Regions from separate parts of the Mus musculus genome. Here all the other regions are linked to region 1. Evidence: chromatin loops called from intact Hi-C (ENCODE). Cell type or tissue: left cerebral cortex. All regions are shown on one strand. Links, peaks and the distances in the headings refer to the core of each region. The heading gives the core; the rest is flanking DNA. Region 1 overlaps Ninl (ninein-like). Region 2 overlaps Pygb (brain glycogen phosphorylase). Region 3 overlaps Gins1 (GINS complex subunit 1 (Psf1 homolog)). Region 4 overlaps Abhd12 (abhydrolase domain containing 12). Region 5 holds the start of Zfp120 (zinc finger protein 120). Region 6 holds the start of Entpd6 (ectonucleoside triphosphate diphosphohydrolase 6). Region 7 holds the start of Apmap (adipocyte plasma membrane associated protein).

The links. Hi-C counts contacts between places; a loop is a spot of excess contacts. Peaks named below come from ENCODE experiments on the same cell type or tissue, not always from the same donor. Only the 100,000 strongest peaks of a DNase experiment are listed, where the experiment ranks them.
Region 2: a loop joins it to region 1, with 2.4 times the contacts of the local background. A loop is called at or near these places in 12 of 42 quality-filtered maps.
Region 3: it touches region 1 in a loop (3.0-fold over the local background); 2 of 42 quality-filtered maps call a loop at or near these places.
Region 4: it touches region 1 in a loop (3-fold over the local background); 5 of 42 quality-filtered maps call a loop at or near these places.
Region 5: a loop joins it to region 1, with 4 times the contacts of the local background. A loop is called at or near these places in 3 of 42 quality-filtered maps.
Region 6: it touches region 1 in a loop (2.1-fold over the local background); 3 of 42 quality-filtered maps call a loop at or near these places.
Region 7: a loop joins it to region 1, with 2.7 times the contacts of the local background. A loop is called at or near these places in 9 of 42 quality-filtered maps.

Annotation. Positions count from the first base shown.
Region 1 is chr2:150,999,008-151,003,339 of GRCm38, reverse strand. The region is part of intron 1 of Ninl (ninein-like); the gene reads left to right. Among named protein-coding and RNA genes, the nearest start is that of Ninl, 8.2 kb to the left of the region's middle. In left cerebral cortex, for the core only: a CTCF peak has its summit at 2,361 (motif pointing right); DNase peaks (open chromatin) are centred at 1,515, 2,379 and 2,804.
Region 2 is chr2:150,828,304-150,832,635 of GRCm38, reverse strand. Pygb (brain glycogen phosphorylase) reads right to left here. Exons shown (of 20, transcript NM_153781.1): 18 at 4,058-4,192; 19 at 2,942-3,008; 20 at 888-2,274. The coding sequence ends at 2,122. Abhd12 (abhydrolase domain containing 12) reads left to right here. Exons shown (of 13, transcript NM_024465.3): 13 at 1-121. Among named protein-coding and RNA genes, the nearest start is that of Pygb, 44 kb to the right of the region's middle. In left cerebral cortex, for the core only: a CTCF peak has its summit at 3,765 (motif pointing left); DNase peaks (open chromatin) are centred at 1,433 and 2,072; H3K27ac peaks cover 1,316 bases.
Region 3 is chr2:150,919,995-150,924,326 of GRCm38, reverse strand. The region is part of intron 4 of Gins1 (GINS complex subunit 1 (Psf1 homolog)); the gene reads right to left. Among named protein-coding and RNA genes, the nearest start is that of Gins1, 13 kb to the right of the region's middle. In left cerebral cortex, for the core only: no CTCF peak of the experiment used is centred there; DNase peaks (open chromatin) are centred at 572 and 2,477.
Region 4 is chr2:150,841,907-150,846,238 of GRCm38, reverse strand. Abhd12 (abhydrolase domain containing 12) reads left to right here. Exons shown (of 13, transcript NM_024465.3): 5 at 2,818-2,848; 6 at 3,948-3,993. Among named protein-coding and RNA genes, the nearest start is that of Gm23598, 40 kb to the left of the region's middle. In left cerebral cortex, for the core only: a CTCF peak has its summit at 1,721; DNase peaks (open chromatin) are centred at 1,253, 1,618, 3,883 and 4,128; H3K27ac peaks cover 3,816 bases.
Region 5 is chr2:150,134,782-150,139,113 of GRCm38, reverse strand. It overlaps Zfp120 (zinc finger protein 120), which reads left to right and starts at 2,436. Exons shown (of 4, transcript NM_181266.2): 1 at 2,436-2,546. The coding sequence starts at 2,472. In left cerebral cortex, for the core only: no CTCF peak of the experiment used is centred there; a DNase peak (open chromatin) is centred at 2,375; H3K4me3 peaks cover 1,551 bases; H3K27ac peaks cover 815 bases.
Region 6 is chr2:150,747,777-150,752,108 of GRCm38, reverse strand. It overlaps Entpd6 (ectonucleoside triphosphate diphosphohydrolase 6), which reads right to left and starts at 3,028. Exons shown (of 14, transcript NM_172117.5): 1 at 2,876-3,028. In left cerebral cortex, for the core only: CTCF peaks have their summits at 1,760 and 3,138 (motif pointing right); DNase peaks (open chromatin) are centred at 1,815 and 3,100; H3K4me3 peaks cover 1,378 bases; H3K27ac peaks cover 682 bases.
Region 7 is chr2:150,607,556-150,611,887 of GRCm38, reverse strand. It overlaps Apmap (adipocyte plasma membrane associated protein), which reads left to right and starts at 3,321. Exons shown (of 9, transcript NM_027977.3): 1 at 3,321-3,500. The coding sequence starts at 3,409. In left cerebral cortex, for the core only: CTCF peaks have their summits at 2,509 (motif pointing left) and 3,241 (motif pointing right); DNase peaks (open chromatin) are centred at 2,502, 3,300 and 3,750; H3K4me3 peaks cover 1,527 bases; H3K27ac peaks cover 1,231 bases.

The DNA.
Region 1 (4,332 bases), core at 248-4,247:
ATATTTTGGATATGAGGTCCCTGCACTTAATAGAAACTTTGTTTGTTTCCAGACAGGATTTCTCTGTATAGCCCTAGCTGTCCTGGAACTAGCTCTGTAGACCAGGCTGGCCTTAAACTCAGATATCTGCCTGCCTCTGCCTCCCGAGTGCTGGGATTAAAGACATGCGCCACCACTGCTGGGCTCATGGAAATATTTTTAATTTAAAATGTTATTTTATGTGCATGGGTGTTTTGCCTGCATACACATGTCTGTGCACCAGTCTTGTGCCCAGTGCTGTGGAGGCCAAAAGCAGGCATTAAATCCTTTTGGAACTTGAGTTAGGAGTTGTTAGTGAGTTGTGAGCCACCATGTGGATGTTGTGAATAGAATCTTGGTCCTCTGGAAGAGCAGCCAGCACTCTTAACTGCTGAGCCATTTCTCCAACTCTGAAACATTTATTTAGCTACTAAACATTCCTAATGTGTGTGTACTGTTGGTAGGAATGAGGAAATATTTTTTTTAATGTTTGTTTTATAACTGGAGTTAGGACTCATTTAATCAGCTCTATATCCTTATAGCCAAGACCCATGTTTCTTGCCACTGGAAAAAGCCAACCACTGAAGGGACCAGTTATTTGGACAAAGAAAAAGACTTATTTAGAAAGCTAGTATGCTCTTTAGTTTATGTCAACTTGACATAAGCCAGAGTTATCTGAAAAGAGGAAACCTTAATTGAGAAAATGTCTCCATAAGATCCAATTTTAAGGCATTTTCTTAATTTGTGATTGATTGGGGGAGGGCCCAGCCCATATGGGTGGTGCTATCCCTGAGCTGGTGATCTTGGGTTCTATAAGAAAGCAGGCTGAGCAAGCCCCGGGAGCAAGCCAGTAAGCAGAACCCCTCCATAGCCTGGGCATCAGCTTCTGGCTCCAGGGTTCTGCCCTATTTGCATTTCTGCCCCGACTTCCTTCAATTTGGAAGTGTAAGCCTAATAAACCCTTTCTTCCCCAACTTGCTTTTGGTCATGATTTTATCACAGCAATAGAAACCCTAACTAGGACAGCCATCGTGGAGCCTGTGGCCAACAAAGACCACCTTGCTGGGGTGTTATGGGTAGATGCAAGGCCTGCAAAGGGAGTCAGGAAGGTAGGTTAACACGAGGGCGCTTAGAAACGTGGGGAGGTCTGCTTTTCTGATACCAGGCAACGCTGTTTTCTCTAAGCTACTGGGGCTTCCCGGCTCTGTGAATCTAAAGAAAGGTTTCTGATTAGAAAGTTCTAGAACTCACATCTTTTTTTAGCTTCTTTTCTCTGGATTGGCTCCAGTGCAGTTACAAAGGACATAATTTTCCCCATCAGGAGAAGATAAGCTGAAGGCTACTCCTCTCTGGAGAACAGGGAAGTAGAGACAAACAGCTTCCTGTAGGGGACAGGGGAGGTCTGTAGAAGGCAACTTCTTTAGCAAGTTAGAGACATCTACAGCAAAGCCAGTGGGAAAGCAGTGGTGTAAGAGCATGTGGGTGTGTGTGTGTGTGTGTGTGTGTGTGTGGTGACGTCAATGGCACACGTGCACATGTGAGTGAGGCCCTAGGAGGAGGAGGACATGGGGTATCCTGCTCTACCTGTCGCTTTACTCCCATAGAACAGAGTTTCTCATTGAATCTGGAGCTCACTGGTGGCTTTTGGTTTATTCCTAGCTTGACTGGCTGGCCAGTGAACCCCAGAACTGTGTCTGTGCTTTTAGGCCACACCTTTTTTTATTTTTATTTTTTATTTTATTTATTTATTTATTTTAGCAGAGCTAAGTCTCTTACCCACTGAAGCATCTTTCCGGCCTGCTAACAACTTTTCAGACAGCTAGAGGGTTTGCTCTGCCACAGCATTGGGCAAATTGCTTGCGTCTGCCTGCTGCGTTTTCTTCACCTGTCAGTTGGCCACAGTCATGATGCCTCCCCTGTAAGACTCCATCCATCAGTGCTTAGGAATGTACTCAGGATCTGCCTCCATAAAAAAATGTTAGTTTTGTTTATGAAAATGTTCTGCCAGATTTCAGTCATGTGCTGAGGGGCGATCCCAGGACCTGCATGCCGTGAGGCAAGATTTCAGAAAGCCTCCCAGGCCCCATTCTGTTTTTCTCCCTCAACCTTTAAGGTCAGTTGACTAAAACAAAACAAAACAAACCACTCAGAAGAGCAAGATGTGTAGAAACATAGGTCATATAGGGAAAAGGCTCTATTAGCATTTGTGTTTGGGGCCTTTGAAATTAACTCTTTAGTCTTGAGGCTTCTTCTTTTTTTAAATTAAAAAAAAAATGTTTCAAGTGTGTGGGTATATTGCCTGCATGCACGTCTGTGAACCACATGCGTGCATTGCCTGTGGAAGCCATAAGAGGGCATCAGATGCCCAGCACTGGAGTCAGGGACAGTTGTAAACTGCTACGTGGATCCTGGGATTGAACCTGGAAGAGCAGTCAGTGCTGCTGGCTGCTATGCCATCTCTTCAGCTCTGGGGCTTTTCTTTTTTTTTATTATATTTTTTAAGATTAGAATTGCCTCATTTCCCCCTTTCCTTTGCTCCTTCCAAACACTCCAGTGCAACTCCCCTCTTGCTCTCTTTCAAATGATGGCCTCTTTTGCTTTAACTATTTAATTTATTTAATTATCGTTGTTGGACGTATACATCTCTGTGTGTGTGCACATGTGTGCACACATGCCTTAGATCTCTTTCCCTATTCTCAAGACTGGGCAGCCTCTCCCCTTATGAAATGAAGTCCCTGCTTCTGCCTCCTCCATCTCCATGCTGTTGCTAAGCAGTCAGACGAGGTTTTAGTTGCAGACACTTGGCTTTCAGTTTGGAACTTCCATCTGGTCCTTTCAAAATGGTTTCTCTGCTAAGGTTCCTGGTCTTAGCAGAGAAAGGTTCACACGCAGAACCTGTCTTCCACACCCCTGAGTGTTCACAGTGGCAGACGGGCTGAAAACCACTCGGTCCGACCTCTGGACCTTCTAGGGGTGTTCTCTGGGTGTATTTTTCTTGAGAGTGCTTTTGGGGATTTTGGTTTGGTCTGGTCTGTTTGTCGACTTAATTTCTGTGGCAGATGTTGAATTATGTCTTGAATTGTGAAATGCACAATGTAGATGTTGTAGGTTCTCTTAGAATTTCTTGAAGCACATTGATTTTTCATTTCCTCGGGAAGGCGGCCTCGGGCTGGAAACTGCATACTGTGCAGTAGCTCACGTTCATTTCAGGTTTTATCCTCAGCTGAGTGTTGGGAGCTGCTCCGGGTAGGCAGGGTTTAGGACCATCTAAAGATAGATACAAAATTTATATACAGGGTTTGTAAGTCTTTCTCTTTGTGGGTCTCAAGATTTTAGTATTTTCTTATTTTCAGTTGCTGTGTTTATCTGTTGGTCTAAGTTATTATAAGAGAATGCTTGAGGCCCTTTTTTTTGTTTTGTTTTTTAATAGTTGTCTTGATAGGAACTATACAGGAATACCAATAGAATCAACTAGCCTAGACCCTTCGGGTCTCTCAGTGTCTGAACTACTAGCAAAAGAGCATACACAGGCTGGACCTAGGCCTCCCTGCACACAGAAGATGTGCAGCTGGGTCTTCATGTGGGCCCCAAACTAGAGCAGGGCTGTCCCTACAGCTGTTGCCTGTCTGTGGACATTTTTCCCCTAACTCAGCTATCTTGTTTGGCCTCAGTGGGAGAAGAGGAGCATGGTGGCTAGAGGCCTTCTGTGTAGCGTAAGTGTTTCTGCTTGGATGGAAGGTAACCTGGGACTCAGAAGCTCAGGAACCACACAGCTCTGAGGTGGGACAGTGTCCCAAGGGAAGGGTCTCCTGAAACCTAGGGGACCCAGGAAACATAGAGCTCTAAGAGGAAGCCTCCTCAGCAGAAACTGCAGCTCCCAGGGGAGAGCCTCCTCTGCAGAGCTGAGGAGCTCAGGGGCTCAGGAGCCCCTCTCCTACTCTTCACCGCTTCTCTTCACTGTTGGTTTTCTTCTCCCAGAATAGCCACAGCAGGCAGGGAATCTCAGGAAAGAGAGTTAGTGGAGGGTCCAGGGATGGCTGCCCTCTGCTTTCAGGTCATGAACATCAAGGAACTTGGCAAAGGGGCGGTGCTTACCATATAGGATTTATGAGGGGGCGGAGCTTCTCAGGGCAGAGATTTCCAGAGTGAGGATTTTCAAGTCCTGAGCTTGGAGAGGTTGGTGAGGGGAGGCTCAGGGATTTGTAGGTTTTCCTGCTCAGGGATTGGTGGCTTTTTCTCACACACAAACACACACACACACACCTTTTCCCTGCATCTGGCCCATGGGTTAGGGTGTGAAGTCCTTTCAGGCAG
Region 2 (4,332 bases), core at 110-4,109, 170 kb after region 1:
ATCTGATTACCCACAGTAAGGGGCACCTGGATCTGCACTTCTTCCATTCTGCCCACCTGTCTGTCACCTAACCTGGCCGTAGACTGAGCATTTATTTAAGAATAAAATCTCGGTGGTGGTCTATTTATTGTTTTCTCTACAAAGCAGGAATCAGAGTTTCTTCCTTTGCTACCCCTCACAGCTCTGTTCCTGACCCCTGCCCCAGACACAATCCCCACAGAAGTCAAAGATCTGCCCCCAACTCTTCAGGCACTGGGTTCTGCTCTGAACGGAGGCACCTACTCCTAAAAGGCAGGCCTAGACAAAGAGCCCACATGACCACGCTACGCAGGAACATTGGCATGGCCAACACAGAAGCACTGATCTTCCAGAGGATATGAGCCGTATAACCAGGACCTGGGAACCGGCCAGACTCATTTCACCAGTGTCTTGGTCCAAGTGTGTTTGGCCTTTTGTCAAAGCAGCCTGACCTAAAGCTGTCCACCTGCAGACTAAGCAGGGCTGAGAAGTTAGAGCACAAGGCGTAGCAAGACCTGACATGAGGAGCAGCCGTGGGCTAGTTAAAGGACCCATGTCTGGAACTCATGCTCACCCACAGCAAAGTATCATAGCGCCGGCTCCCTAAGTGATCCTCACGACACGGGAAACAGGCCTTCCCTGCCTCACTCTAGGCCAGGGATTTAGCTTTACTGAACCCAGCCCGTGGTACCCACCATCAGGGTCCTTGTATAAACTGGTCTGTGCCAGCAACTTGCGCCTGGCTACAAAGGGACAACTGCAGCCTATTCCACAGGGTGACTATCCAGGCTTATATCCTCTAGCCTCTCGAGGGAGTTACCTGAAACTGTATGTCATGGTGGAAATGCAGATACCACAGTGACCAACCATAGGCATAGAAGTTTAATCCATTTCTCATACAAGGAGGTAATAGCAAGTAGTAGAAGGGTGGTCATGTATTGCGGCTTCAGGGGACCTCATGCACAGGGCAGCAGATGACCAGCCCTAGAACCTGCCCACCCACCCCCACAAGCTACCACAGTGGCTCCGGTGATTTAAGTCCTGAAAAGACACTTCCCAGCAAATGCTCCCATGGTGGGGAAAGCGAGGGGTTCTCCTGCCCACCCCCAACCAGATAGAGCAGTGCAAGGTGGTGAAGCCTCTGGAAGGATAGTTTTATGTGGTTTCTATGACAACGCACTCTCCTTTGGGCGGCACTTAATGTAGATTCTGCCCTCTGAGGAGCACAGCTCCTGTGGTGGGTCCTCACCATGCTGCTGTAGCAGAGTGGAGTGTACACTGGACCCTCTGCAGGGCCAGCAGCTTAGTCGTCAGCCTAGCAGAAATATCCACACTGACCAAGTTCAAGGTTTACTTGCTAAAAAGGAAGGCTTAGCTAGTTTCAGTTCCTCCTGAAGTGTTATTTCCTGTTGAAAAAGCAAAGAACTAAACCAACCCTCTATAAAATTGCCAGTCCTCAACCAAGGTCTCAGTTACGGGATAAAGGTCTCTCTCTCTTCAGTGCTCCTCTCCAGGGGTTCTGGGTTCTACTTGACACCCACAGGGTTCCACAGATGGCTAGAGGCATGGCCTATATGGGTCAACCACCCACATACTCAGTACAGTCAAGGGCAAAGGACAGGAAGCTGTGAGCATGAAGCCTGAAGCAAAGGTTCTACCCAGCAGGCCAACAAGACCACACACTGGGGCTGGCTGTACCCTATGGCTGGTGACCCAGGTACTAGCAGAACATAGGAACACTGGCTACCACAGATCCCTATTCACACCCCAAACTAAAGGCTTAAGCTCACTCAGCTACGTGCAGGATTTCAGGGGCTCAGCTCCACTCCCTCCCTGCTCGGCCTCTGGGGATGATGATGGGCTGAAGCTGTGGGGACCATCTCTGCCCATCTGTGCTGTGAACTCTGCAACAGTTCTTCTGTAAGAAGCCAGGAGGATGCCACGCCTTCTTCCTCATCCAGGTCCTCAAAACCATTCCCATGGTCCTTCCTGGAAGCATGGCACTTCGGATAGCAGGGACCAGCGGCTGCTTGCAGTGCCTGAAGACTGGCGTGGGCACAGTCAGCTAAGCAAGCCACTGCTCTCACTGTGTGGGATAATTAATTAGTCCTTGGGGAGGTTGGGGGGTGGGATCTGCAGGTCAGAGGGCTCCACACCCCAGATCTCCCGGGCGTATTCAGTGATGGTCCGGTCACTGGAGAACTTGCCAGAGCAGGCTATATTCCTGATCACCTTTTTAGTCCACTCCTTGGAATTCTGTGAAGGGAAAAACAGACTGATTAGCATTTGGCAGAGCTAAGGGATCCTAGGAGCCCAAGCCTTCAGAGCATGATGACATTAACAGATAAACTCTGAGCCTTGGGGCAGCCTGTGGTAGAAGAGACTGCAGCCATGTGCTCACAGAAAAGCCCTCACTTGGCCAGAAGAGACACACTGGATTAAGGGACCGGTTGCTTAAGACAGGATTACTGTTTTGTCTTCTAGAGGCTCCTAAGGCATGGCTCGCAACATTAAGCCAAGAGCACAAACTGGTGAGCAACTGCCACAGGCAGACCCAGTGTCCAAAAATGACTAAGCACTCCCTTGTAAGACTTCAGCTTCATTACAGCTTGCTCTAGAACTTCAAAACTGTCCCCGGACTGGAGGCTCCAGACGTCAATGGAAGGAGCCTTCTAGGAAGATCTTGATTCTCGTGGGCCAGACCCGTGGGTGATATTTTCAGGTTCCTTATTCTAGTTTTGACTATCAGAAAAGGTTTTCCTCATGACACCTAATGCCCGGAGAGCTGACCTAGAAACAGGCTGGACAGACTGATATCAGAGCAGCCCACCCCTCTGGTCTCAACCATGGGTTGAGAAGTGGTCTAACCCCCAAACAGATCCACACAGACCTAGCCAAACACATCTAGGCCCACAAGCCTTACCCGGTATAGACGGTCCACCTGGGCCTGGCATTGGATGTAGGCTTCATAGTCTGCAAATACCTTGAATCTGAAACAGGAGTAGGAGGCTGGGTCAGGGCAGGATGTGCAGTGGGTAAGGAGCCCAGCCTAGAATGCCTGTCCTCTGGTATTTCCCAGAGGACAATTTCCCAGCCAGTTGATTGGCCCAAACTAATGCCGTTCATATCCTCCCAGCTCTGTTGGGGGCCAAAGTGGAGACTATTCTGCCTGTGGGTACCAGGCTGTACTAAGTCCACAGGCTTCTCTGAGAGTCCTTAGGTTCTGGAGGTGCTTTTTAGAAAGTCTGGTTTCACCAATTTCTTTTAAGGAAATTGTCATTTCCAAAATAGGTGTTAGAAGTGCACAACCCAAACGGCAAGCCCACGGTGCATTTTATTTTATTATCTAGGCAGAGGCATGACTCACTATTTAAAAGTCCCTCATCGTAGCCTCCAACAGGGTCCCACTCTGTGCTGTGCATCTAGTCTGAAGCCAGTGGGCAGCACTGGCTTTAAAGAACCTTAAAGACAGGTTCACCAGAGCAATCCAAAGTGGAGAGGTTAACACCAGATTCAACTTTTACCAGCAGGGTAAACACTACCCCGAGGCACCAGTGTCTTTGTAGACCTGCCATCTAACTAGGTTGGGTATAACCATGCCATGTTTAACGATATACCTCAAACACTGACTACATTGTAAGTTTGCAATGAGACAAACTGACTCCATTTTTACCAGGGAATGTCCCTGAGACTAACACTTATCATAGATAACCTCCCTGCCATCACATAGAGGGTGCACTCCTGAGCACCCTCTGCTGGTCTGCAACAGCCCAGGGGACAGAGCTCCGCCTTGTTCACACCTATGAGGACTGGGGGCTGGGTGGTCCAAGGTCCCCGAGGTATCACTAGAAGCCACTGCAGATGTGGCTGTGAGTCTGGCTGTGGTAAGGTCTCCTGGACTGAGGCGGAGAGAAGATTATAAAACCAGATCTGACCCTCATAACATGGAGTTTTCAGCCCACCAGGAGAGTTCAGCTGTCTCAGTAGTGGGGACTAGTGGCCAACTTGGAAAGCCAAAGTAATAGAGGTTGTCTCCTACCTGTCGTGGTACATCAGCATGTTAACCACGTCCTTGAAGCAGTCTGGATCTTTGGGAGAAAAGAAGCCACTGCTGATCTGATCCACAGCCTGCCTCAGCTCAGGCAGGCGCTCATAGAATTCTCTGGCATTGTACCTAGGAGAGATGAGGTCACTTAGCACAGGAAACCCCAGACAAGCAGCCTCAAAGACAGGCTGTGGGAACAGGTTATGCTTGAATAGAGGTTATGCCTCTATTCTGTGGCAACTCCTCCTGGTGGCCAAGGGTATCAGCTA
Region 3 (4,332 bases), core at 146-4,145, 79 kb after region 1:
AATGAAACGTGCTCATGGAGGCTTTTGCTCTTTCCTCCTGATGTGTTTGTGTGTATAAGTATAGGGGTGTGTGAGTGTGAGTGTGTGTGTGTGTGTGTGTGTGTGTGTGTGTGTGTGTGTGTAAGTATGTAAGCTGATGAGACAGATGGCTGGGCCTGGCCTATGTATGTAAAAATATGTATGTATCAATGCATATATGAATGTGTGTCTCTGTGCATATTTGCATGTATAAAAGTGCTTCCCTCTGCACAGACTCACTTTTCCTAGTTTAATAAAGACTGATTGCTCCAAGCCTCCCTCTCACCTGGCCAGTGAGGGGCCAGGCTCCCAGGCAATAAAGAAAGGAGCCTTAGCAAGAAATCCTTCACTGAATTCTCCAATGCTATATAGTGTATGTTAACTGCCAGAGAATGATAAAGTAAGAGTTAACACTTACCAAGCACAGAGAATTATAAGAGATAAAGAGTTAAGTCTTCCTAGCACTTAGTGAAGCACAGAACAGTGATAACGAGTTACATTTTTAGCACAGAAGAGCCGATCGTCATCTTTTGCCCTGCTTCCAACGCTGCGTTCCACTTCAATACCCGTTCCCTTAGGTGGGCAGGATCCTGGCAAGCAACAGCTTATAAAAACCTCAGGGAAGACAAAGGCCCACGGCTCAGCTACCCTGCCCACAGGAATGGAACTGGCAGGCTCCAATTGCTGAGGACCTCAAAAATGGCCATAGGTACTCTAGTGCCTTATCTGTGTTTTCTCTCAAACTCTGGGAGAATCCCTCCTCACCTTTTATTCTTTTTGGTACTCTTATTTAGTGTTACTTAGACATTTAACCTCTTTGGTTGTTTGTTTGTTTGTTTGTTTGGTTGGTTGGTTGGTTGGTTGGTTGGTTAGGTTTTGGAGACAGGGTTTCTCTGTGTAGCCCTGGCTGTCCTGGAACTCACTCTGTAGACCAGGCTGGCCTTGAACACACGAGAGATTCACCTGCCTCTGCCAGTGCTGGAATTAAAGGCCTGTGCGCCCCAAAGCAAGTCTGTTTTTTTGAGGCAATTTCACCCTGTAACCCTGGTTGTCCTGGAATCTGCTGTATACACCAAGTTGGCATTGAGCTCACAAAGATCTGCCTGCCTCTGCATCCTGAGTGCTGGGATTAAATGTGTGCACTACCATGCCTGGACATTTCTACTTTACTTGTGGGGGGAAAAAATAGCTGGGCTGGTGGTGGCACACACCTTTAATCCCAGCACTTAGATGGCAGAGGCAGGCGGATTGCTGTTATTTAAAGGCCAGCCTGGTCTACAGAGTGAGTTCCAGGACAGGTAGGGCTCCAAATAGAATTCCTGTCTTGAAAAACAAAAACAAAAATATAAATAAATAAACTCTTACAGGCATCTAGAGTCTACACAGTGAGTTCCAAGACAGCCAGGGCTACACAAAGAATCCCTGTCTCAAAAAACCAAAACCTAAAACAATCAAAGAAATTGCTGAATTTTTTTTTAGTTAAAATATAACCACATTATTTTCCTCTTTCATTTCCTCCCTCCAATCCCTCCTATGTAACATCCTTCCTCCCTCAAAGTCATATGTGTGTGTGTGTGTGTGTGTGTGTGTATATATATATATATATATATATGTATGTATATGTATATGTATATATATATATATATGTATATGTATGTATATGTATATATATATGTGTGTATATATATATATATATATGTTTCTGTGTGTAGATAAACATATATACTGCTATATACACATGTCTGCTCAGTCTGTTTAGTGTTACTTGAATGTATGTGGTTTCACGGCTAACCATTTGGATTGGATAATGAGTGAGGCAGCTCACCCCTAGGTCAACTCCTCCCTGCAGTGCTGTGTCTGTGGACAGAACCCCAGGACTCTGCCACACCTTCTATTTTCAGCCTCTGTCTTTGTTAGCAGTCTACTTGAGGTGCACTTTTCCAGGTCCTGGTTAGGCAGCCACATTGCTGAGGTATGACAAGTGACGCTTCCGTGTCATTTCTAGACGACAGTCTCACAGCAGACTGCTCTGGCTCTTACAGTCTATGCCCTCTTGCACAGTCTTCCCCATTTTTAAAGGTTTTTTTTTTGGTTTTGTGATTCATCTAATTTAGTTTATAGATAATTTTCACTGTTAAGCAATGGGTTTTTTTCTCCTTTTCTTTTTCTTTTTTGCCCCATGTTTTCCCCTTTTTAATAGCTCCCTCTATATATTTAGAATAATTCGACCTTAGGTTACTGGTTTTAAGTACTCATTAAGAATATATATATATATTCTCCTTACACTTGCCAATTGTTGAACTCCCCTTTCTTGTGTTAAATCTTGTTTTTCTAGTTCCCCCTTTTCCCTGCTGTCTTCTTTTATGTCATTCATTTTCTATTTCCACACTCACTCTAAAAATGGCCTTTGCCCCATATCCTGCAGCAGCTTTGCCAGTTTCGCTTCTGCGTTCCTGCCTCGGCGTGTATTTCTGTATCTTGAATGGCTTCTTAGCTGTTGCTATTGCAGAAACTTGCTTTTTCTTTACGGAGAGTACTGGAGATTAAGCCTTAAAGATTTCCAAATAAAACAGGAAGAGAGATCCAGACAGACAGAAATGTACATCATGAGACAGAGACCAAAAATAGAAAGTGTGGCAAACTAGTTCCTCCAAAATTCCAGAAGTTTACTGGTAAAGACTGATCAATGTCTTTTAAGACAATGCAAATCAATGGTTTCATTCCATCCAAACCCTAAAGAGAAAACGTCAGCCATACACAGGGTAAGGTAGCAAAATGGGCAAATTGAGATGAAAGTCAGTAATTTTCTTCTGAAGAACTGGCCGCAAAGACTCTGATATTGTGATAATGTTAATAAAAAAAAAAAAAACCCAATGAATTAAAAAAAAAAAAAAAGATGCCATGGAGCAGAAGATGAAGCACTATATCCAAGCATCACCACAGAGACAATGACAGAGAGCTCTGCCACACAAGCAAGAGTCCAAACCTAAGAATCCACAGGATAGAAGTTAAGATAAATTGTAAAGGTTTGAGAGATTCTACTCAATGAAATTACAACAAAAAATTCCCAAATCTAGAGAAAGATATTCAGGCACAAGAGGCATTAGGACTCTAAAGACACATGTCTAGAGAAGAATCTCTCTATAACATATTATAGCCGATACATATATATACCAAAGCAAAAAAGAATTACAAGATGACATAAAAATTCTATATGTTGAGGTACGGATACTGGTAACTGTCTATAAAGGTCACAAAGACCCAGGTACACTAAGTAGTAGGTGATCTCCACACCTCATTTTGATCATTAAAACCCTTTGATAACAAAGAAACCTCTGAGTTAAATTCTACTGCAGGGGCTGATGAGATGGTTCAGTGGTGAAGAACACTTGTTGCTCTTGCAGAGGGCTTAGGCTCAGTTCCAGCATCAACATGGTGGCTCATAATCATCTGTAACTCCAGTTCCAGGGAATCTGACCCCATTACTGACCTCCAAGAGCACCAGGCATGCACATGGTGTCCATACATACATGCTGGCAAACCACTCATATACATAAATCTAAAAAACCAAGCTACACCATAGATCACACGCGCTTATCAGAGGTACACAGACTGGCTATCTAGCAGGGAGCCCACAAGCTTCTGGAAAAGAACTCACGTTCTGGGCCACAAATCAAGTCTTAAAAAATACAAGAGAGGGCTGGAGAGAAGGTTCAGTGATTAAGAGCACTGACTGTTCTTCCAGAGGTCCTGAGTTCAATTCCCAGCAACCATATGGTGTCTCATAATAATCTATAATAGGATCTGATGCCCTCTTCTGGTGTGTGTGAAGACAACTACAGCATATTCACATACATAAAATATAATCTTAAAAAAAAGAGCATCTAAATAACTTTTCATCTCTTATCAAATTACTGCAGTAAAACAAGAAGTCAACAAGAAGAATATTGAAACTACACAAGTACTTGGAGACTTAATAATATAATTTTGAAGAAATTAGGGAAGAAACTGAAAATTTCCTAGAATCAAATAATATAAGAATGCAATTTACCAAAACCCTTGGCACATAGCTAAAGCAGTTCTAAGAGGAAAAGTGGTAGCTATAAGCACCTATATTGAGAAATTAGATATCAAATAAATTACCTGGCAATGTACCTCAAGGTCCTAGGAGAACGAGAACTGTCCAAGCCCAAGTGCAGTAAGAGGTGAGAAATAATAAAAAGCCTCCCAACAACAACAACAAAAAACCTCAGGACTAGATAGGCTCACTGTCAAATTCTACCAACCCTTTCAAGAAGAGCTAACACTAACACT
Region 4 (4,332 bases), core at 140-4,139, 160 kb after region 1:
CCCACACAAGTAGTATGACCTCTGTGCAGTACCTGGCTCCTTCCTAGGCTGAAAATGTATTAGCGTAGACTATGTGAAGCATGCCTGTGGTCTTTGTAATCAGATTTACTGACCTTCTGCATGCAAGGAGAGTTTCTACAGAACAAAGGAAAGGTACAACTTTTCTGGGGCTGGAGAGTTTGGAGGCAGACGTGTGTGCTCTGGACCTGTGGGTCTCTTCTGCCCAGAGCTCACAGACAGGGAGACAGTGCTGAGCAGCAAGCAGCTGTGGAGGGTGCACTTGAATCACATGGAAGGGGATGTGTTTCTGTCAGAGACTAAGCTCCTCTAGCCACAGGAGGGTTCTTTCTGCTTTGGGTCAGAGGGCACTGTGTCTGCTAAAGTGTAGTTTAGGAAACTGGGCTTCTCTTTAAGGAAATGGTAGTCACTCAAGGGGTGGCCTCAGTATACCCTTGAGGAAAATACTGACTCCCTCTCGACTTCCTGTGTTTGTTACCTCTGATCTGAAAAGTGGTAGGCAAGTCTGTGAGATAGCCCCAAGTATAGACTAGGGCAACTATACGAAAAGGCAAGCACTCCTCCTCCTCCTCCTCTTCCTCCTGCTCTTCTTCCTCTTCTTTCTCTTTTCTTCACACTTCTGAAAAAGAAGCAGAGAGTATTGAAAAGTGGCTAGAGGGAAAGCCAAAGGCTGAGCATGTCTGTCCTAGGCAGTCTGTGTATGAGCTGTCTGCTGGCAGTCTTGACACATCAACACAGTAACATCAGTGTGTCCTAATGGGCTGTTGAAAAAGTACACACTTTGTCCATTTGAGCCTTTCTATTTTATCCCAAATGCTTCTCGTGAGTGGGTTTAAGGCCTTGAATTTGAGTCTGGCTTAAGCTGGAGCTGCTCTCCCACCTGAAAAGCCCACGTTCTTTTTATACCACAGCATGTTGTTCGCAATGGGCATAGGGAGGTGCCTTTTTGAAAGAAGAGCATTGTTTGGAAAATAACAGGGTCCCTTTTTCTATGCTTCTTTGGGTTGCCTGTGAGAGAGCCTGAAGGAGTCAGAGGGAGGCAGCCCTTCACCAGCAGGGCAGTGTGAGAGTAGCTTCAGGGTAGACCTTTTATAGGTAGAAACAGCAAGAAAAACAATGTATGGGTCTTTCTAGAAGGGAAGGCAGTCCTGGGCAGCTATCTGCTATGGAGCCATGCAGAGGGCACTGTAGAAAGAACCCAGAAGCACTGCCCACGAGGCTGGTTGCTGTGCCAAGAGCAGACTGTTTGGCTGCTGCTCTGTAGAGTTTGCACTCTGCTTTGTTGAGAACAGGCTGTAATAGGTTTCTCTTCTGCTTTTCAAAGACCAAACAGCTCTTGTAGCATCTTTCTGTAAATGAGAAAATTGTAGTTGGCTGTGGCACATGGTTCTGATAGTAATATGTTAAATAAAAGGACAAAGCTTTCCTGTAGCTTTATGTCTGAAAGGAATATGGTGACATTCAATGCTTTGCTGTGCCCTCCTACTCCCGGAGGCTGCCTTTAGTGCCTGCATTCTGTCTGGTTCTGTCTACACCCCATTTCTTAAGTGCTATGGCTCACCTGCTGAAGTGCTTCGCTGGCTATCCCTCCCTCCGCAAGCACAGTCCCCGGGCAGCTCCATCAGTCTGAGTAATCATAGCACAGAAGTCTCTTGAAGGTGTAGCTTTCTGAGCTCGCAGTCCCACTTTCTGTTTTCAGTCAGCGGAGGGGGTTTGGGGAGTTTAGGAAAGGTGTCTTTCAAAGATAGCTAAGAACATCTGGCGTGATTTCCCTCTGGTCTTGAACACATTTCTTTGCATTTTTGTGCTTCAGTGTATATGTTTTACTCCTCTAACTCATTCGTGTGTCCTTGCAATGGCATTCCCACTAACCATATGCCTGAAATGGCCTCAGTGCTCATTATAAAAGAAGGAAAATAGGCTTGAAGGATGAAGAAAGGATTAACAAATGCTTGGCTAAGACCCTACTCTGCTGGGAGCTAGCCGTTCTCATACACTATGAGTTAACAAAGGCCTCCTGATGAAGGTCCAGCAGGTAGGGCCAGGATTCACTATGTCTTGGTATAGTCCACATGTGTGTGTGGCATGTGAAGGGACATCAGTATAGCCTGATGAGGCAGCACATGGAAAGGAACTCCCATGACCAGGGAGTCCGGATAGGAAATGAGGGGCAAAATAGGAAGGTACTTGGACAAGTTCCTTGACACAATATCCATGGACACAGGTGGCCCTAGCCCTAGGATGCTGGGAAGAGCTGGGTAGCATGGGCAGGCAGGATGGGGGTGTGTTGTTTCCATGTATCTCTTGAATCTGGGACTATTAAGTATTGTTATTATTGAAAAAGTACATATGATAATTAAGAAATACCCTAAGTGCTGGAAATACGTTTGATGCCACTTAGGTGGATCCCGAGAGTCATGTGTCTACCTTAGGCCTTTCTTTGAATGGGCTTTGGGATCCCAGATTTACATTTTTTAAAAATATGTATGTGTGCCTATATGAGATTATGTGCACTATATGTATGTGTGCCTATGTGAGATTATGTGCACTATATGTATGCAGGTGCCCACACATGTCAGAGGGCATCAGATCCTTTGGAAGTATCGTTACAAACAGGTGTAAGCCGCCTGGTGGGGGTATTGGGAATTCAGCCCAGACCCTCTGAAAGAACAGTAAGCATTCTTAACTACTGAACCATCCCTCCAGCTCTGGGATCCCAGACTCTTGAGGGTTATCTTGTCCCTACCTTGAACAGGGGCACTAACAGTTGTTACTGTTTCTCTCCTTTTTATGCTGCAGAGGAGGTGACCACCGTGTGGAGCTGTACAAGGTGAGTGACGATGGCCCAAAGGAGCATGCTGTTTGCTGCAGGATGCTGGACTAGAAGGGGTCACTTGAATCAGCCACTCTGAAAAGTCACCATTCATGAGTGAACATGCCAGGTCATGCCCACTGGTTTTTCATGGTTCTTCCTGTGTAGTTTCTGAGGTGGCTCCAGAACCAGTGCATGCAGTTTGGGGATTCTGTCGCAGGTGTCTGCTAATGAGACAAGAGGCATCTGACGTTGCTTTCTCTAGTAGAAGCAACTCTCTTTGTCCAGGCGCACATGGCTTTGGGTGCTGGCTAGGAGAGGGCAGGGATTACCAGGCTGTTCCTGGGAAAGCACCTGTCTTCCTGAAGGTGCAGTGCTAAGTGCCTGTAGGTGACAGTGGTGGCATGGAAGTCTCTTTCACGGTTCTAGGCATTCCCAAGCCAGTGTATAGTGCACTGTACATGAGTAATGATTGGTTTGGGTTGGTATTTTGGGTTTTATTTTGGTTTTTGTTTTGTTTTGTTTTGTTTTGTTTTTTTCAAGACAAGGTTTTTCTGTGTATCCCTGACTGCCCTGGAACTGCCTGGTCTATAGACCAGGCTGGCCTCAAACTTGGAGATCCATCTGCCTCTGCCTCCTGAGTGCTGGGATTAAAGGTGTGCACCACCACCTCACAGAGTTATGATCTTCATGAGAATGGGCAAGAACAGCTAGTAAATCTGTAGGGAGTCTTTAAAAAATATAGAAAAATTCAACAAAACGAGAGGAATACTAGGTTGCAGTAAGGTTCCTAAAATGAAGTCCCTGGGGTCCACCAACAACATCCTGCCTCCCTCAGGCCTATTGACGGTACCCGAAAGTGTCTGCTGCCCTGTGTGGTAAAGCATCATCCTGACAGGTACAGGAGCTGGCCACTTGGCCATCTAAGCATCAACAGAAAAGGCACCCTTCCCATGTTGCTTAGCCAGAGGAAGTTATGACATCCTCCAGCAGCGGGTCCAGGCAGGAGCTGCATGTACACAGTCTGTTAACTTCCCACTGTATGCATGAGTTCTGCGGGAAGCAAGCTGCTCAGCCTAAGACCGGTTGCCAATAATGGATGTCTTTCACTTCCCAGGTGCTGAGTTCCCTTGGCTACCACGTGGTCACCTTTGACTACAGAGGTGAGGCTCCTTTTAAGAATGGTTCATGCCCTCACTGCTGATTATACTTGATGGGCAGACTTGTGTGAGAGCTTGGAAGTGAGGCAGGCAACTTGTTTGTGCAGTTCTGGGCGTGCACAGATTGTGCTGTCAGGGGAGGAAGGGAAGTAGACATTCTGTTAGCGTCTGGGTGCTGACTTTACTGCCAGTGCCCGGATAGCAACGTTTAAATGCAGAAAATACTGTCCTTTCTCTTTATTGGCCTCGTGTTTTCCCTGCAACTGGACATGTGACTCAGTAGCAGAGCTAGTCTTCAGTCTTGGTAAAACAATGAAAACTGGAAGAAGCTTGATTGAGAGC
Region 5 (4,332 bases), core at 173-4,172, 860 kb after region 1:
TTACATATTTATGTATTCGGTTGGTTGTTTAAAAATAAAGAAAGAAATAAAAATAGCCTGATGAATTCAACTTTTGAGAGAAAGGATTTGTTTTATTTAATATTTTTTGTGTATGGCAGTTTTGACTGCATGTACATCTATGTGTCCCATGCATGCCTGATGCTTTGTAGAGGCCAGAAAAGTGGGATTGATCACCATGGAACTGGAGTCACACATGGATGTGTGTCCTGTGGATACTGGGCCTCAAATCTGGGACCTCTAAAAGAGCAGCCTGTACTCTTAACCACCGAGACCCTTCTCCAGCCCCTTGACATCCTATTTGAATGTGCTGATAGCAACTATTTTTTTTAATCTTCCTTGAACCACTTAGAAAGAAGAATAATGACTTCTAGTACAAATTAACACACATATTCTAATAAAGTTGGAAAATGGGAACCTCTTTTCTTGGATGTAGCTCTTCCTTCCTGCTTGCTCCTTTTCATTAAAACACTCTTCATAAGACAAAACAAGAGAACAAGGTCTCTGCTGAGATTTTTTTTAAAGACTTCTTTTGTCAATACAACTAATATAAATCTCTTTACCTTAGTCTCAGGTAGACTCTTCAGACAAGGGCATAAAGCACCCATCTTCTTCACCAAAAACAGTCTCTAGGCCAGATACTGAAGTTCTTCTTCACTGAAACATCTTGGGCCAGGTCTGCACAGTACAAGTCACTCTCAGCAGCAGAGTCTTCCAAATACCTACTAGGATAGCCCAGTAAGCCTCAATAGAAACATTCCACTGCTTGCAACTACTCTGTGTCCCCCCAGCACACTCCTACCCAGCTACATAACAGAGTTAAGCAAGATTTCTGAATTCTTTTACATTGTTAAAAATAAATAAATAAAATGTACTTGCTGTCTCCTAAGCATCAAGGAGCTGGGGTTATGGGCTGGTGATTCATAGGATAATCAAAAGGGATCCTGGAATAAATAACCAAATTCATATATAATTAAAAAAAACAGGCTTTTGATCTGCATATGATGAGCTAGCAGGAAGATACTGCACTACTTTTTAAAATGTTTTTTTCAGTATTGAGAGCTGAGCTATCTGGATATCTCTGGAAAGCAAACACAGCTCTTCAGGATTTTTTTCTAACATTCTAATGTCTGAGGTTAGAAACCCAAAGAATTACTTAGAGAGGCGACACAGCTCTGTTAAAATATTTTCTAGCAGTTATCCAGAGAAGACTATGTGAAGAGTGAACACAGCAGATTTTTTTTTCCTTTCTGATTTTGAAAACCCAAGAATTACTTTTAGAATTTTTCTAACAGTATTTTTTGAATTGGTTGGAAAAGCCACGAATTTTTTAGATCAGTTTTTTCTGACTTTGGTCAGAAAACTGAGGAGCTATCCAGAGAGCGTTTAGAATTTTTACTAGCAGAGAGCTGTCTCAAGCAGAAAGCTAGCTGTCTCAACCTCAGAGGTTTTAGAATAGAAGGTAAAATCTGTCTAGAGCAGAGCAGAACACACAGACACAGAGAAAGCAGTCTGGGAAGCCATCTCATCTGGAATGCTATCTCAGCAGAACATAAGCCAGCAGCTTGGACCCATGATTTGAGTTCTAGTTGCTTGTTTCCCTGTTGCTCTCGAACACCCCTTCTCTTAGGAATCCAGACCTAGGTGAGGTTGGTCCTCTGCATTAGTGTTCTCTGTTCTTTCTATACATTGATACATTTTTGTATCTATACATTTTGATACATTTATTGGTTAGATCACAGATAATGATTAACAGGCAGCATTGGCTCCTTAGCCATCTACTTTTACAGCGTCATTTACTGGATGGTTAGCTAAGATTTTGTAATAGAAGATGGACATTCTAGAGGCATTTCTGTCCATCACTTTTATAATTTACAAAATGTTTCTGCATGACTTTGAGCTATATGCCATTAAAAATCTCTGCTTTTACCTTGTGATCAAGTTCAGAAGAGGATTTAACATAGCATGCATAGGGGTAGGCAAACCTATATGTGAACTTATCAACATTCCCTAAGTAAAGTCTCAATGATTCCAAAAGGAAGAAGCGGAAGTGCCTACTGAGTGTTGTGACTGGAGCTTTGGAAAGCTCCAAATTTGCAATGTGGCCCACAGTGGAGAGAGGCGGGTAACTCAGCAACAGCAAATTGGAGTTGTGGGTCTTCCCCTGACCAGGGTGGGGGAAAAAGACCAGCAAGCAATTGGAAGACAGACACAGGTGGTACTGAAATGCAAATTTCTACAGACCCGGAAAAGGACTGGCCTCTGCTGGCAACCTGTGCCTGGAATTATTCCTCTGTGTCCCTTCAACACACTCTAATCCTATGGGTGGTGTGTATGTCACTCCAGATTCACTAGCCAATCAGGACATCCAGCCGGATCTGCCACTCAAAAGTGAAGGCGGGCTCTTCCGGGTGCGATCTTGCAAGTTCCTCTTTTAAAGCTGGCAGTCGCGAATGTTTCTGCTTGATGTGTTCTGTGTACCGCTCCTGGGTGCGGGGACCTCAGGCAAGCCCAGAAGTTCCGACATGGTAAGTGCCAGGCGGTCTCCCACAAAGGGGAGGAGCAGGCGGCTGAGCCAAGGGGGCTGGAGTGCTGGGTCGTCCCAGGGCTCAGTAGTAAACAGCAGCCTGACAGAAGCTGAGACTTGTGAGCTTCCCTGTGGTCCTTTTCTCTCTCTCTGGACCTGGCGGTGGGCACTGAATCATCTCACTAGCGTGGCTGCATCTACACAAAACATTTGGGGAAAGGGCTTCTGTGTAGAAATACCCTTGGCAGGATGCCAAACTCGGAGAGCCCTAGTTTCTATAGTAAGTTTTGGCCTTAGCATTTAGGCATTTTACAGGTAGGTATAAGACCCATTTCGAGTTAATTTTGTGGAGCCTGTAAAAGGCATCTCGTGTGTCGGATAGCACTCAAATATTAAGCGGTGATGTAGAAGAGTAAAATTGATGTAAAGGATCTAGACTAATGCTTGTAGTGACGGCAAGTCGAATGTAGGTGAGAAAGGACTGCCCCTAAAACTCCACACAGGTATGTGCTATGCTAAAAAGGCCGAATGGAGAATAGGATGCTAGAATACATGTGGTAGTGTACCAGGATTGTCCAGACATTTGTCCACAAACCATAACATAGGAGACAACTCTGCTTTACAATCATGAATTAGGCCCATCCTGACTTCAAAGAGCAGGTCTCTAACAAGTGGCTCCAAGGGGTAAAATAGGGCCACAACCAATTTTAAGGCCTGGTGTGCCATAAAGGTCTGGTTTTCTTCTTGAGAAAAGCATCGTTTTGCCACATGGGCAAGACTACAGCTGGTGACAACCTTTTGAAAAGGAAAAACACTGTTTTGGTGAGGACTGGCCTGGTCAAGCAAGGCATAGAACAGCTCCTTCTAGGTCTCCAGAGCCAATGCCAGCCTGGGGCTCAGGCTTGGGAGCTTCCCCTAAGGCCCTGAAGTGCTGAGAATAAAATAGAGCTCCTTCTCTAAAGCAAGGACGGTGCTTGGGAGAGCGGGTGGAGGTCTGGGGCCAGGGCCTTCGGGGATGGCTTGCTTCAGACCCTGAGATCCCACCACATGCGGCTATGGTTGTCAGTCCCGAGTCCAGTGTGGGCTTGGTCAGGAACGTTTTTGAGAGGTTCTCTCTTCCTGTTTCTCCAGCTTTCTTTTATTAGCTCCTTCCTGTGGTTTTCTCACTGTATAGTAGTTTGTGCTGACTTCATAAAAGTCTCGTATCTTGTTCCATTTTCCCCCTGTAAGAAGTATACAGGATGCTGTTCTTCAGAAGCCTGTGTGGCATAAGACAGCCTATCCAAGACACCCCCATCACAGCTTTGATACTTTCTTCCGTTTATTTATTTATTTATTTATTTATTTTTCCAGGCAGGTTTTCTCTGTGTAGCCCTGGCTATCTTGGAACTCACTCTGTAGACCAGGCTGGCCTTGAACTCAGAAATCTGTCTACCTCTGCCTCTGCCTCCCAAGTACTGAGATTAAAGGCGTTTGCCACCACTGCTTTCTTCTACTTTTCCAACCTTCTCATCTTCTGGCACCTCAAACTCAGAACCCCATCACCAAAGAGTGGCCTGCTGTTTCAGTGCACTGGTATACTTAAAAATAATTCTGGTTATATCTTTGCTGTGTAAATCTCCCATCTGTGGGACTTTCGGTCTCCAGTTCATATTTAAATTGCTTAAAATATCACCTGGGGCCTGAACCTAAGAGAGACTTACATGAGACAGCATATGTGGAATGTAAAATCTGTTCTTGGCTGTCTCTTCTCTAAGCATTAGCCAGAGCTGAATGCATGCTGCAAT
Region 6 (4,332 bases), core at 241-4,240, 250 kb after region 1:
GGCTACAAGTAGGACTTGTATCTGGCTGGCAGCGGTGTGTGAGTAGGTCAGGCTAATTCCTCCAAGGGTCTCCTCTGCAAGGCGGGTGGATGGCTGTTCATGAAGGACCACCACATAACTTGCAATGCAACCTGGGAATTCAATGTGCTCGAGGGGAGCCACAAAGAACATAAGCACTACAGGCTTTGTAGATGGGCAGAGGATACATCACATGGGAACTGGGGACAACGATGGGCAGAAGGACCTTGTGGCTGCCCTGCGTGAGGAGAGAACAGTAGTTCTAGGCCGGGGAACTCATCCTGAGCTGGTCTGGGTAAAACAGAAGTGGGATGACACTGTACACAGAGCAGGCCTTCCTTGGTCCCATCTCTGGTCACACTCAAACACTCTTAGGCAAGCAGCCCAGGTTAGATGAATGCTGCCTCTGAGCCCCAGGCCCAGAGCAAGAAAATAAGACAAAACTTTCCCCTGTTCCTGCCACCTGTAGGGCTCAGAACGGTTTTCTTGGCAGATGCCAAGGGGTAAGCCTCCCTTGCCAGGCCCCAGCTCCTGCCGTGCTCTGGATCTCACTTGGTTCCATTGCACTTAAGAGCTACCCAATGCTCTCATGAGCGGCTCTCATCCATCACCTGCTGTGGGTGGCTGGTACTTGCACCTCATACCATACCTTTGATCCTTGCCCAAGCACTCCAAGAGCACAGTGCTTCTTTTTGCCCTGAAAACTCAGCTCCTACACATCCCAGGCCCTTTGCGCACACACTATTGTCCATTCCCAGAATGTTCAGCCATCAACTGGGCCAATTTTGTCCAATTCTGACCCTATCCTAAAACCTCTGCTAAAATCCTACTACCACTGCCTTCCCCAGCCCGAACATCTTCATCATGTGCTCTGAGCGCCCTACACCAACCTGGAAATACAAGACTCTACCTTTATACAACCTGACAACACTTATCAATTTGCATTTACAATCACTGCATTTACATATCAGCAAGCTCTGGATGATATGAACAATCCAAACAGAACATCATATCCAGGGGGTACAGGACCAGAACCAGACAAACTGGTCCACAGGGTGTCCATGTTTCAGAGGCTCAACTCCAAACATCAACTTTCTTCTGTCGGGTTGAAGTGTTTGTCCACAGCTAAGGGGTAGTGCACGAAGGACTACTTTTCTCTAGCTACGTCTCACACCCAGTGGTGGTATACTGATCAGACTCCCAAAAAGCTCACCGAGAACAGCTCAACCTTAGTTTGCACTTTGCCGAACAGCGTTTGCAGAAGCAGCAGCTTGAACTACAGCCAAGTGGAGAATGAGCAGGAAGTGGACCGGAACAGGAAGCAGCACACAGAGGCAAGCAGAGGTGACTTGGGGAGGTCCACCTCCTGTCAGGTAGATGCGGGAGTCAGAGAATGTTAGAGGGCGAGCGAGGAGGGGAGGCTAGATCTCAGAAATAGGCTCCATCTGATTCAAACTGGCAGCTGCCAGATCTTTTCAGGTTTGCATTAAAAGACAGGAACCAAGCTATGTGGGAAATGACTGCTGCACATGCTACACATGTGTCCAAAAATAAAGCATATTAACAAAGCATCATGTATTTCTCCTGGTAGTTGTAGAAAGAAAAAAAAACACATATATCTATATCTATATCTATATCTATATGTATATAGATATAGATATAGATAGATGAACAGTCCGGTGAAGACTGCCTCCTCCTGATTCTTTTGCAGGGTGCTATGCCTGCATGGGCCAGTAGGTTCTTCCAGACCTAAGTACACAGAGAGAGAGCTGTGTAACTCTCAGGTTCGTTCTGTCCATGAGGCTCCAGATGGGACTCAGATACACACCATCTTAGTCTACACTTCTTCCAGGGCAGGAGAAGGGGGGCGGGCAATATTCAGACTTACCTTTATGCTTGCTGCATTATTTTCAAGGACATTGTTAAAACGCTGGTAACAGGGATGGGGAAACCTCCCCTCAACGCTAGGTATTCAGCCCCCTTCATGGCTCTGCAGCACCCCAGGAGAGATCCTGTAATCACATTCCTCTGCCTCTCCCTAGGGAAGCTCCTTCCTCACTGTCTGAGAGTTTCCTATTCTGGCTATGAGCATTCCCTACGCCCCTCACCACACAGGATCTGCAGAGACACAAAAGGACCAGGTATTTTCAGGTGACTGATTTTTTTTTGGGGGGGGGGGGATATACTCTCAGGGTGAAGGGCTGTGTCCACTGTGACCTACTCAGCAATGTTGTCTCAAAACCAATTACTTCCTGATGCTTTTAAAATAAAAATGTGTTCTCACTGACTCCCTGTCCTACATTCTGGGTGTCTACATCTGGACCTTTCTCTCTCCTTTAACCTGAAGCACCTGTGGCCACACACCAACTCAGGTGGAACCACCCTGACCCCTGGTAAGTTCTTCCATGTCACCACCGTTCCCACCTTCCACACAATCAGAACACAGGGTTTCCCCGGTTTCCTGAGCCTCCCAGTTGGGCTATCCAGTGCAGAAGGGGAGGCGCCTGGGCCTGGTTCTGCTGGGGGCGGGTCAGCACAAGCCAGCAGAATGAATGGACGCGGCAGGGCTGTGGGCTACACTCGGGCAGAGACCCCTGCTGCTTGGCCTACAGCATAGCTCACGAGTCCCACGGTGTGTTGTAGACGTGCGAGGGCTACGCAGCAGGGTCGGAAAGACAGCCAGTTGAATGGACCGAGAGCGCAAGTGACCCCGAGGCCTCCCCCCGGAGCTGTCTCCGGGCCCAGGGAGGTATCAGGCATTGGAACTGCACCACGGGGAACCCCGTCCCTCGCGCGCGTGGGGAGACCAACCGTAGTCAGTCCTCCGGGCCAAGCACATTTCGCTGGCCCCGCTTACCCTGCACGGCTCCCTCGGCCCCGCAGGAGAGGTAGTGGCGTAGCCGGAGGCAGACAGCGACCACACACCGCGCGCCCAGCTCTCCAGCGCCGGTCCGCGTCAACAGAGCCTTAACGCGTGGAAGCAAACCCCAGCAGACGCCGAGAAGCTGTCTCCGCCTACGTGCACTTTGCGTCACCGGGTGGGCAGGACGGCGTTGATGCGCGTGTGCCATGGCGTTTGCCAGCCACGCAGGCGCAATAGCCATGTGCTCTTTGGGTGTTTATTTTTCTTTCTGCCAGTAGGGGGCTCTGGAGCTCCTGCTTATCTTGGATCCTTCTAACAAGTCCTGAGGTGTGGGAGGAACAGAGCCTTGTCTTGACTAGAGTAGGAGTTACTTCAATCTCATCCATCACCTCGTCCTTCTGTAGGCTTTCCTCCTGCATCCCTCCACACCCGAGTTGCTTCTTTTACTTTCAAGGGAATTCGTGATAGGATATGCATTCACAATAGAGAATGCGGTGCTATCAAGCGTCCTTTATCCTTGGCCATATTTTCTGATGTCTTCCTAGAAGCCACAAGGTTGTCAGCTCCTAACTGCAGCGAGACTCTGGATGTATGTCCCTAATTCATTTGTCTGAATATCTCCCAAGTTGTCTTTTCCCCACCGAACCAGGACTCCGCTTCTTCCTGCCCACGTGATGGCATCTATACATTGGGGTGCAGGACACTGGTCTTGTTCCTGGAGGACATCCCTGTCTATCGGCTGGGAAAGCCTAAAAGCAAGGATTTCTAATGAAAAGATGGGGTACTCAGGGAGTGAGTGGGTGGATGCTAACCACAGAGTGCGGGGATACTGTGTGAGAGTAGGGTTGGCAATCGCTATTAGTCCCGCGAAACTATTGTAAACAGCATGTGAGCAGCTCATTGGACCTTGCCTTGTCTCACTTTAATAAAACCACCAAGATCTGATTACAACGGAAGTCTATATGGTCTCTTATTTGGCGGATCTTAAAAGCTCTCCCCTCCCCACTTCCCTGGCTGTTTTGTTGTACATAGCACTACAGCATCCCAAGGACTGACTATCTTGCTACTCACTATGGATGTGCTGTGGGAGAGAGTCTTAGTATTGGAATTGGCTATGATAAACTATATGCTCTTTGAATACAACTCCAGAGATACGACTCAATTTTCTCTTCAGTTATTGTACTAATTAACACTCTTACAAATAATGTGTGAAAGCATGGGTTCCCCACGTCTTCAACGGTGGAGTCCTTCCAAACGCTGGGTTCTTTGCTAACTTGTAGTAGAAAAACTGCACCTCACAGTTTTGACTTAATTTTCTAGTGTTTTGAAGTTTGTTCGTGGACCTGTAAGGACCCTGCTTCTGTCTTCTGCCTTCACATCTTTTACCATCTTCTCCACTTTCACAATACTTCTCTCAAATTCTCTAGAATTTTTGTCTTAGTTTTTACAAG
Region 7 (4,332 bases), core at 185-4,184, 390 kb after region 1:
AACATTCTTGAGCCTACTCTCTTCTGCCCTACCTGCCCTGAAAACAGAGCCTCCTACTATGACATGGTCTTTTTCAATACTGCTATTCCACTCAAAAACTACTTATTTATGCACTTAATGTAAATGTTTTGTCTGAAAGTATGTATATACACATATGTGTGCTTGGGGCCCACAGAGGCTAGACAAGGGTTTTGGATCGCCTGGAAATGGAGTTGTAGACAGTTGTAAACTGCCACGTGGGTGGTGGAAACTGAACCAGGACCCTCTACAAGAGCAAATGTGCTTAACCATTTAGTTCTCTCTCTGGGCCCTTCTTTCCACTTTCTAGTCATTTGCTGTCCCCTTTAGATGGTTCATCATTCATCAGTGGACCCTGAAGCCTACCCTTGCTTATCACCCCTTGGTCACCAACCTCAGGACCCCTCAAGTCCTCCTACTTTGTCTCTTGCCCTTCTCTATCCTCCCAGCTCTTCATCTGGAATCTTACTTATCCAGAGTTGGTGCACATGCTCCGCTGGTTTACTCCTATGTCAGCACAGCTTTCCCTGAAGGTCTCAGGATACCTAGCCTGTCCTTTGTGCCACTCCTTTATAACAGTCATCTATGTTTTCTATCTTCCCTCCCCATTTACAACCATGAATATAGACACATCTGAGGACCTTTGTTTTGTAACAACCCTTAGGACCTGACAGGCATTTGGGAAGTATCTGTATAAAGAATTGAATCAGTATGGGATTAGAGGGTAAAGCTTAAGACTAAATTCAGGTTTGTTTCTATTTTGTCTAATTTACCACATTGGGAGATGACTGCATAATATCATGTGCTTCTTTTTCCATGCTGGGATGGCCCCATTTTTGTTGTGATAAATGTCGTCTGTGTAGACGAGCGTTTCAGCGAAAGTGAGCTGCATCGTAAGTCCCAGGATGTGTAGTAGTCTCACCCAGTGGTTCCCAGTCAAGGGCCCTTTTGTCCCTTGCAGGACATTTGGGCAATGTTTCAAGATATTAAAAAAATATTATTTGTTTCTAATCTCTTGTCATTATAATAAATACTGAGGCAATCAATTTATAGAAGGTTTACGGTGACTCAGGATTGTAAAGGCTTTAACCTATGATCAGTTGGCTGCTTTGGGTCTGTGGTGGTACATTATGGTGGGGGTATGTGGTGAGCAATTGCTACTCCAATGTGGAGAAATGGGAAAAGTAAAAGAGAAAAGGGATTAACTCCCATACCCTCATCAAAGGCATGCCTCCAGTGTCCCAGTAGGGCCAACTCCTTACAAATGCCATTACCTTCCAGTATCACCCATGCTGAGGACCAAATTTTTCACAAATTTTTGGTGTTCCAGATTAACTTTAGCACTAAACTAGGTGGGGTGCTACTGACATTTAAAGGGTAAAGGCCCCAGGGGTGGTGCAAAATATCCTATACTCATGACAACTGCCACTTTACCTCTACAACAAAGGATTATCTCGCCCCAAATGTTATCAGTGCTGAGGTTGGGAAACCTGAGCTAACCTTGCATGGCAGTCCCATTTCTCTTTGTGCAAACAGTTGGTACAATGAGACAGTAATGCTGATTGGCTGCAGGGCTGGAGGGTGATGTGGGACAAGAGAGCACTAAGACCACATACAACAAGCAGAATGGACTTTACCGTGACTTGCAAACAGAAAACCCCTAAGTCATATTGCATAACACAAATGATCGAAGCTCAGCCTATTCTAACCCCAGCTTATTCAGACTCATGTGCTTCAAGATAAGGCCATGAGTGTATCTCCCAGCAATTCCCTGTGGACTTATTTGTTTTAGAGATATGGCCACTGGCTCTTCCAGACACTTTCCTAGTTTACAAACTCTAACCGATCCGTTCCAAGACCATTTCTAACTTTAGCCCTGAATTTCATGAACAGTCTTCCATAACTGAGGAGCTCACAGGTCGTCTGGTGAATTCCTTTTATGTAGGAAGTTCAGTGTATTCAACTCTTTTTTATTCTTCGTGTGTGTGTTCCGGGTTGTTTTGGCCCATGTGTTTCACACTGGGCATAGGATACGCATAATCCATGTAACAGGCACTGGATGTAACTGGCTACTTGTGACAGCTCAGGAATGTTCACAGAGCCTCCCACAGACGGGGATACTCTGGAGAGTTAATGAGAGATTTTCAGCAATGACTCTTGAGATGGATTCTGGATGATAAAAGTGGTTTAGGTGGAGGTAGAAAAAAAAACGTATCACAAGGAAACAAGGAGTAACATGACAAAGTCAGAGACATGCAATCAGAAGGGGAAGCCATTCAGGTCTCCAGGTAGGCGCCAGACCCACACAGCAGTTGTTACAATTACCCACGATATTATCTTTATAATGTCTGTCTTCAATGATGGAATCAAGTACCATGTTGCCAAGCCTTGGATTATATATAACCTGAGATCCCTACAGAACTGTGTTAAGAAATCTCCACTTCCCTCAAGCGAGAGGAAAAAGAACATTGAGGTGGCATTCTATCGCCATCTAGTGCCGAAAAGATAATGGCATGTTTGCTTCTGTAAAATCCCAAGTGAGGTACAAAATCCAGCACCTATATCCTAGAGATCCTTCCCAATGCCCTACTTGGTTATTGCTGCCTGAAATTCTCCTGTCCGCCCTTTCTCTTCCAATCCTACCCCCACATTCCTTCACCGGCTAAATGCTTCCACTAGACCAAGTTTCTCTCTTTAAAATCACCACTGTATTAAAATTTACATGTATTGAAGTCATGGCTCTCATTAGTTCCAGAAAGGAGGGATTTGCCTGCAGTCTGCTCACTTCACCTCCTGGAGTATGTCCGACTCGCTGTAATACCGTGGAAGCACTACCTGGTGGTTGCTTCATGATTCCTAAAGTTTTGCTATTAGCAGTCTTTTCTACTTGGGCCTGTCTTTAGGTAACTCCCTTTAGAAAATTTATCAAATGTCTATTGTATAACCACTTGACGATCTAGCAGTCAAAATCTGATCTTAACCAAAAGGACACATTTTGAACTTTAGCGGAATCTTTTCAGAAAAGATAACAGTTCAGGCGGGGATTACTGCATTGAACACATTTCGTTAAGAATCAGTGGCATCTTCTCTTTGCAAGCTTGTTACTGCAGACTTCACCGCCCAGCACTCGGACTTGAGGAAGACCCGCTACAGCCTCACTATCCAGACTCGGCTCACTGAGGGAGGGACCCCCTCACCATTTGCCTGCAGCTGTAGGCTGGGGCCAGGGGGTGGAGCCTTACTGCTGTGCCAATCTCCAAAAGGGGGCGGGGCCTGCATTGCAGCTCCGGCGCTAAGTTTACGTCATTTCCTCGCGCCAGGGAGTAGTTCTGAAACCCGCGTTGCTGAGTGTCAAGGCGCTGTTGGAGGTGTCAGTGGAGAGGCGGCAGAATGAGCGAAGCGGACGGGCTGCGGCAGCGTCGGCCCCTGCGGCCGCAGGTCGTCACGGACGATGGCCAGGTCCCGGAGGTCAAGGAGGGCAGGTAGGCAGGACCTGGGCTGGGATCATCCCACGGGAGAGAACCCTCCTCATTATCCCGGCTTGGACCCAGGAGCCGGGTTCGGGCTGACAGGACAATCTGCGGGGCGAGGCCTTGCGTGGACCTGGTTGTCCTCCCTCACGCTGCTGTGGACCTTTTCTGTCCCTTCTTGCCACCCAGCCGCTGGAGCCAACGCCTTTTGCCTTTCTTTAGTTGCACGCATCTTCCCGACTTGTCCTTGTTGGAACCTCTGATACTCCTGGGACAGCCACCTGACCACTGCCGTCAGCCGATTCTTTCGCGTTCCTTGTTATTCACTTTCCTTAAAGAGAAGTCAGAAAAGATGCTGGGTTTCCTTTCTGCGAAGGTCCTCCTCCTGCATCTATTGACGCCGCGCAGTCTGTACTCCTCAGCGTGGAGTAGAGAACCGACTGACATTGTTGGCAGTGTTTCTGAGAATTCGGCCTTGCAGGTTTTTGTAATAGGGACAGTAGTTACTGACAGTAAATCCTTAAAAAGAAAAATTTTTTTTGGGCCCCAGTCTTTCTGACTTTCAAAATGCACTATTAGCCCACATATGAAGCATGCTCCTTAAACCGTACTAGAAGACATTTAAAATTGACTTTTCAACTTGGTGACCAGAATTTTGTACTTTGAATATCTAGATCAGCCTCAAAGTTGTGGAATTAACTTATATGATAGAAATATTAGAAATATTTCTTTGGTCACCAGCAATGTGATGAAGGGATGTGGTGCATACTAGATGAGAGACAGTTTTTGCTTCTGATGATCGGTTTGACTAATGGTAATAAGATAAACATACAAACATGTTTTG